Linked DNA regions of Homo sapiens: region 2 is linked to region 1. Evidence: chromatin loops called from intact Hi-C (ENCODE). Cell type or tissue: ascending aorta. All regions are shown on one strand. Links, peaks and the distances in the headings refer to the core of each region. The heading gives the core; the rest is flanking DNA. Region 1 has its middle 120 kb from the start of LINC00870. Region 2 has its middle 99 kb from the start of RYBP.

Region 1 (2,905 bases), core at 233-2,732:
TTTTAAAGATTTTTAAAGCAATCCTCTTGCTTCCAGCCCACCCAGCACTTTTTATTCAGAGCTGATGAATTCTTGAGGTTTTCTGGGGTTCTGGGACCCAGTTCACTTTGCTTCCCATTGTTTCCCCTTTGTCTTGGTTCAGCTTTCAGCTTTGATACATTAGTTCATCCAACCTGTTTTCAGCCTCCAAATACATACATGCACACACACACACACACACACACACACGTATGTATTTGGACATCTCTTCTTGCATTTCTCCCTTTTCTTTTTTACCTTGCAGGCTTATTTATGACTTTTTAGAAATTTATTTGCTGGCATGTGAGTTATTCTCAGGAAGGAGCAGAGAACAGTACATGTTTTCTCTGCCATGCCTTGCAGGAAGTCTCATTTCCTCAACGCGTGAGATGGGCGTTGGGTCAGGCAGAAGCGGGTTCCCATCTTGGCTGGGCTCCTCTCAGCTAAGTGGCCTTGGACAAGCACATTGACCCCATCTGAGCCTGGTTTCCTTTCTAGCCTGGCCTCCCTTCAAAGTAAGAAGAGTAAAGTGGGATGATAATGAAAATAGACCACAGAACTCGTGGGCAGCGCCAAGCTTGGGCCCAACATAGGTGGCTGGGGTTAGGCTCTTTGAAGAAGCTCCTCAAGCCTGCATCTCCCAGGGTCTTCTACAACTTCCTCAGCTCCTTGTCTCCCTGCCTGCCTCTCTCACAGGACCTCAGAACCCATCCAGCAGTCTAAAGGGGACACATTTTATTCCATCCCTGCTTTTCAGCAATTCATTTTCTCTAGGGCTTCAGAGCAAAAACTGCCTCTTCTTTCTGCCAAAGGGCTTACCAGCCCACCCTTTCCTCCAATAGCTGGATTTTGTTTAATTTTTAATTTTTTTTTTGAGGCGGAGTCTCCCTCTGTTGCCCAGGCTGGAGGGCAGTGGCGTAATCTCGGCTCACTGCAACCTCTGTTCCAGTGGGTGTCATGTCTCATGCTCCCGAGTAGCTGGGATTACAGGCACCTGCCACCATGCCAGCTATGAATACCTGAATTTTAAATCCTAGATTGCACTCAGTTTTGATGCCTGTTGCTCCCCATCCCCAGCCTCACCTCTGCCCCGCACACCTACTCTTTTTTGACCCATTCTAGCCAAGCTCAGAGAAAGGCATCTTCCCCCAGGAAGCCTTTCCTAAGTCTGTCAGCCTTCACAGAGGTCCCCCTCACTCTGTGCTTCCTGTTTTTAGGCAAGAGCAGTGGTCCACGGTGCTTAGGTGTTTGGGTTCTTGAATTTGAGTTTGCATCTCGGCTCTGCTATCATACCTACAAGCTGTGCTACCTTGGGCAAATTACTGCACCACTCTGAGCCTCAGTGTCCTCATGAGTAAAACATGAGTTAATAATAGGACCTAACAGTCTCTCATGAGATTGTTCCAGAGATGAAATGATGTGACACACATAAAGAAAATGCAGTGGTTAGCATATACGCGTAAGCACTCAAGACAAGTTTATTACAATGTCTATGTCTGCTGTACTTTGATTTTGACTTGCTTTAACTGCCAGGCTGTATCTAGGGGTGGGAAACTTGTCTTCTTCCTTTTTTTTAATACTTTGCAGCCCCACCCCAGTGGCCCGGGATGTCGTCACGCCCCGGAGCAGGAATCCAAAGATATTCTTGCCTGCTAGTCTTGCATCATCCACGGAGTGACCTTGAGCAGGTCATGTCACTTCTCTGAGTCATTTTGCTTTTGGCAGCTGGGAGACAAATTCCTGCTGAAGTAAGCAGAAAAGAAAGTGAAAAAGAGACTGCAGCTTTTCACAAATGTTTCTTCCCTTCTCTCACAAGTTTATTCCCCACCAGCCCAGCCAGAGATTCTTGTTATCTTAGTTAGATGGTACCCTTGGGGTCTCTGGCTCTCTCTGGCTTTTAATCCTGGCTTTACATTAGAATAAACTGGGGAGATTTTAAGGGTCTTTATGCCAGGGCCTAACCTTGAATCAAGGTGGCTGGAATTTTAGGACATGAAGTTGATGTTAGAGGTCTTTAAAAGCTCCTAGTGAGGCTCATGCTGCTGGCCTGTGGTCCGCACTTTGAGTAGTGAGGCTCTAAACAACCCTCTTGTCCTTCCAGGAAGCATCTATCGGGCATCTGAGTCAAGTAAAAGGTACAATTTCCTTTGACAAAGCTCATCCTTTGATCATTGGGTTTCTCCAAGTATGGGGAACTCCCTTCCTCCCAAGGGCCACATTCTGTTGTTTCACAGTGGCTCTGATGGTCAGAAAGTACTGCTTTCCATGTGACTACAGCCAGCATCCTGGAATTTCCATTCCTTAGTCCTTGCTGAGGGTGGCTTAGGCTGGCCCAGGGAGGTCACCATATATCCACGCTAGCCTTCATCTGAATGGCTCTGTCAGGGGTCACACATCAGGGTCACTCAGAGAGCAGTGCTGCAGAGGCACTCTCATGGGTTTCAAAGAGCCCCACCATTCAAAGGCCCTGGTTCCAGAAAAGAGGCCATCCTGCTAAGCGGCATTAGTCTAATGTTTTCCGAATGCACCTCCACTGGAATTTTCTGGACAATGTGTTCAAAATAACCCACTGAATCAGAATCTCCAGGGGAGGATCCAGGGAGCCTGCTTATTTTAACACTGCTCAGGTGAGGGTTATGATCAGGCTTATGCAAAACGCCTTTAAACTGATTGGATTAGCTAACTCTGGCTGCCGAATGTTCCAGGGAGCAGTTATAAGATGGGAAAGAACCTGTGGCTTAGTGAGGGTGAGCAGGTGGGAGTAGGGGTGTCCAGGCCTGGGAAGAGCTCACATCTGGGCCTGGGCCATCAGCAGGTGGTCTCCCAGGATGATGCTGGTGTGTCGCTGTTGTAGCAGAATCCTTTACTCCCTCTCTCCCTGGATGAG
Region 2 (2,905 bases), core at 253-2,752, 77 kb before region 1:
GCTCTAGGCTTTGGGTTAGGATCAGGAATGTTCCATGTGCTTCATTCTGGAATCAGAGGTTTCACAGAGGATGTCTTATGGGGAATGGCAGAAGTACAAAAGACCCAGCCAAACCAGCAAGCACATTTAAAACCTCTGCTCACCTCACATTCACTTACATTCTGTTGGCCAAAAGAAGCCAAGCATTCCATCACTGTACAAAGCAGATGCACAACCCACTTCCTCTGCAGTCCCATCTCCACACAATGGCAGCTTACTGCAAGACCACCTTGCCTTAAAAACTTTTGCCTCTTCTTTCCATGAGAATGAGGTTGGAAATTTTCCCAAAACAAAACAAAACAAAAAAAAGAAAAAAAGAAAAAAACTTTACTAAAGACTAAAGGGAGAAACACAGAGAGGCTGTAGGGGATGTCCACCAGTTCTGCTTGTGAAGCCTCCATTCAGCTGGTAATTCCCAATCTCCTCTTAGAGAATCACCTCTCCTCATTCTCGGTCCCTGTGATTTGAGGGTGAGAGGTTACTGCCCTGGCCTGCCAACGTCAGGGGTGGACACCTGATCCATTCCTGGCCAATGGAAATACTGCTGCAAATCCTTGTCCATATGACTGTCTCTGGGCTGGTCATCTCACCCAAACTGGGCCAGTGACTTATACTAGGGCTATTAGAACAGGGATTCACATTTCTGGTGAGTCTGTGAAGCTTCTAGTATATAAGCTGGGAGCCTCTGGTAGCCATATTTGGTACCTCTCATACCATAAAGTGAAGCTCACACAGAGGCAAACAGGGCCAAAGGATGAGGCAACATTGAGAGAACATTGAGCATCTGGATCCAGCTGTGCCTGAAAGCCCTAAACTACAACAAATTTCTTTTTGGGGTAGGGGTTGGGGATAAGCCAGTTTGAATTGGATATTTGTCCCTTGCAACCAAACAACACCTTACTAATTCAGAAATAGAGGCAAAGGTAAGTAAGATGGTTGAGATCAGACTTGGGTTCAAATCCTGGCCCTGCCACTTAGAGCTGTGTGCCCTTGAGGAGTCTTGATCTCCGCATCTGTCAAATGGGAATAGTCATGCTGCCTTTGAGGTGGTTGTGAGGGTAAACCATATAAAACGGGTTGTCTGGGTCTGGTGAATGGCTGATGCGTATGCTAACTCGAGGATTCAGAAGCAGGCTTCCTGTCTGCCCTGGGCGAAAGTCCAGCCTCACAGTTTCTTTGCCCACAGATCCCACAAGTCACGCGACCTCCCCTTCCTGTTGCTCACAGGAGGCCGGGGTTGGCACGGGCTCCGAGCTCTGGCAGGCTGCGCCTTCTCTCCCAGAACGTCCCTCTCGCCAGCTCTCGCCTTCTCTCCAGGCCACCTCTGGGCCCAGCAGCTCTGTACCTTGGAATGCGGCTGTGCTCGCCCTGCAGACCGGCCCCGCCCTGCCCCTGGCGGAGGAGCTTTTCCCCTTCACAGAACTGCAGGCCCTTAGTGGCAGGAGACCGGGGGCCCTAGAGACTCCTTCAGCTTTCTTGGAGGGAAATCTCAGGTTCCCAGGGCACAGAGCAGCAAGTGGCACGCCCAGAATTCAAACCCTGGCCTTTGCCTCCATGCTGCTTCTGCCCTCAACTCCCTCCCTGGGAGCACTGCCCCACGTGGGGGTCACAATCAGGGGACATACCAACCAAGGAAATTTTTTTTTTTTTGGAGACAGGGTCTTGCTCTGTTGCCAGGCTGGAGTGCAGTGGCATGAACATGGCTCACTGCAGCCTTGACCTCCTAGGTTCAAGTGACCCTCCCACCTTGACCTCCCAAAGTGCTGGGATTACAGGCATGAGCCATCATGACTGGCCCCAAGGAATATTTTTAATCTTCATAGCTATAGACAAGTCAGCAGCTATTCCCAGCCCCTTCTGCACGAGAATGCAAGCTCCACAAGGACGGGGTTTTTTTGTCTGCTTCATCCCTACTGTGTTTCCAGAGCCTTAAATACTGCCCCATTCACAGTCAGTGCTTCATAAATGTTTCGTTGACAGAATAAGAGGATGGAGTGAATGAATGCATGCGGTGCTGCTTCTCCCTCTGATAAGTGACATAAAGTTCTATTTGTAAATATTTTATATGGCTTTTTTTTTTGACATAGAGTCTCGCTCTGTTGCTCAGGCTGGAGTGTAGTGGCGCGACCTTGGCTCACTGCAACCTCAGCCTCCTGGGTTCAAGTGATTCTCGTGCCTCAGCCTCCTGAGTAGCAGGGATTACACTCAACAAATATTCATAGCCCCCACACCAGGCTAATTTTTTTAATTTTAGTAGAGGCTGCGTTTCACTATGTTGGCCAGGCTGGTCTCAAACTCCTGGCCTCAAGTGATCCGCTCATCTCGGCCTCCTAAAATGCTGGGATTACAGACATGAACCATGGCTCCCAGCCTGTAAATACATTTGAGTAAGAAAAAGTTAAGTCAGTTAGAAGGCAAATGCTAAGGGAAGAGCAGCAGGGTGGTGAGTGGAAGTAGAAACAGCAGTCAGGTGGGGCCGGGATGCTGGGATTTAGGCAATGTCGGGTGACTCAGCTCTGCTGTTCCTTCCAGCAGAAAATTCTGTGGTTCTCAGAAGCATGCTCTTCATGGGCTGAAGCAAGAGGTGAGTTCGCTCTTCCCCTGTGTATTCGTTTCCTGTAGCTGTCATAACAAATTAACTACAAACTGGTGGCTTACAACAACAGAAAAGTATTCTTTTACAGTTCTGGAGGCCGGAAGTCTGACCAAGTTGTCAGCAGGGCCACGCTCCCTTCGAAGGCGCTGGGGGAGAATGCTTCCCAGCCTCTTCCAGATTCTGGCTCCAGGCTTTCCATGGCTGTGGCCCCATCACTCCAATATATCTGCCTCTGTTTTCACATGGCCTTCTCCTCTGTGTTGGTATCTT

What was found. Hi-C counts contacts between places; a loop is a spot of excess contacts. Peaks named below come from ENCODE experiments on the same cell type or tissue, not always from the same donor. Only the 100,000 strongest peaks of a DNase experiment are listed, where the experiment ranks them.
Region 2: it touches region 1 in a loop (2.5-fold over the local background); 16 of 110 quality-filtered maps call a loop at or near these places.

Annotation. Positions count from the first base shown.
Region 1 is chr3:72,268,981-72,271,885 of GRCh38, reverse strand. No RefSeq gene overlaps it. Among named protein-coding and RNA genes, the nearest start is that of LINC00870, 120 kb to the right of the region's middle. RefSeq lists enhancers at 1,567-1,816, 1,679-2,878. In ascending aorta, for the core only: no CTCF peak of the experiment used is centred there; a DNase peak (open chromatin) is centred at 1,665.
Region 2 is chr3:72,346,484-72,349,388 of GRCh38, reverse strand. No RefSeq gene overlaps it. Among named protein-coding and RNA genes, the nearest start is that of RYBP, 99 kb to the left of the region's middle. In ascending aorta, for the core only: a CTCF peak has its summit at 1,447; DNase peaks (open chromatin) are centred at 1,318 and 2,548; H3K4me3 peaks cover 703 bases; H3K27ac peaks cover 1,881 bases.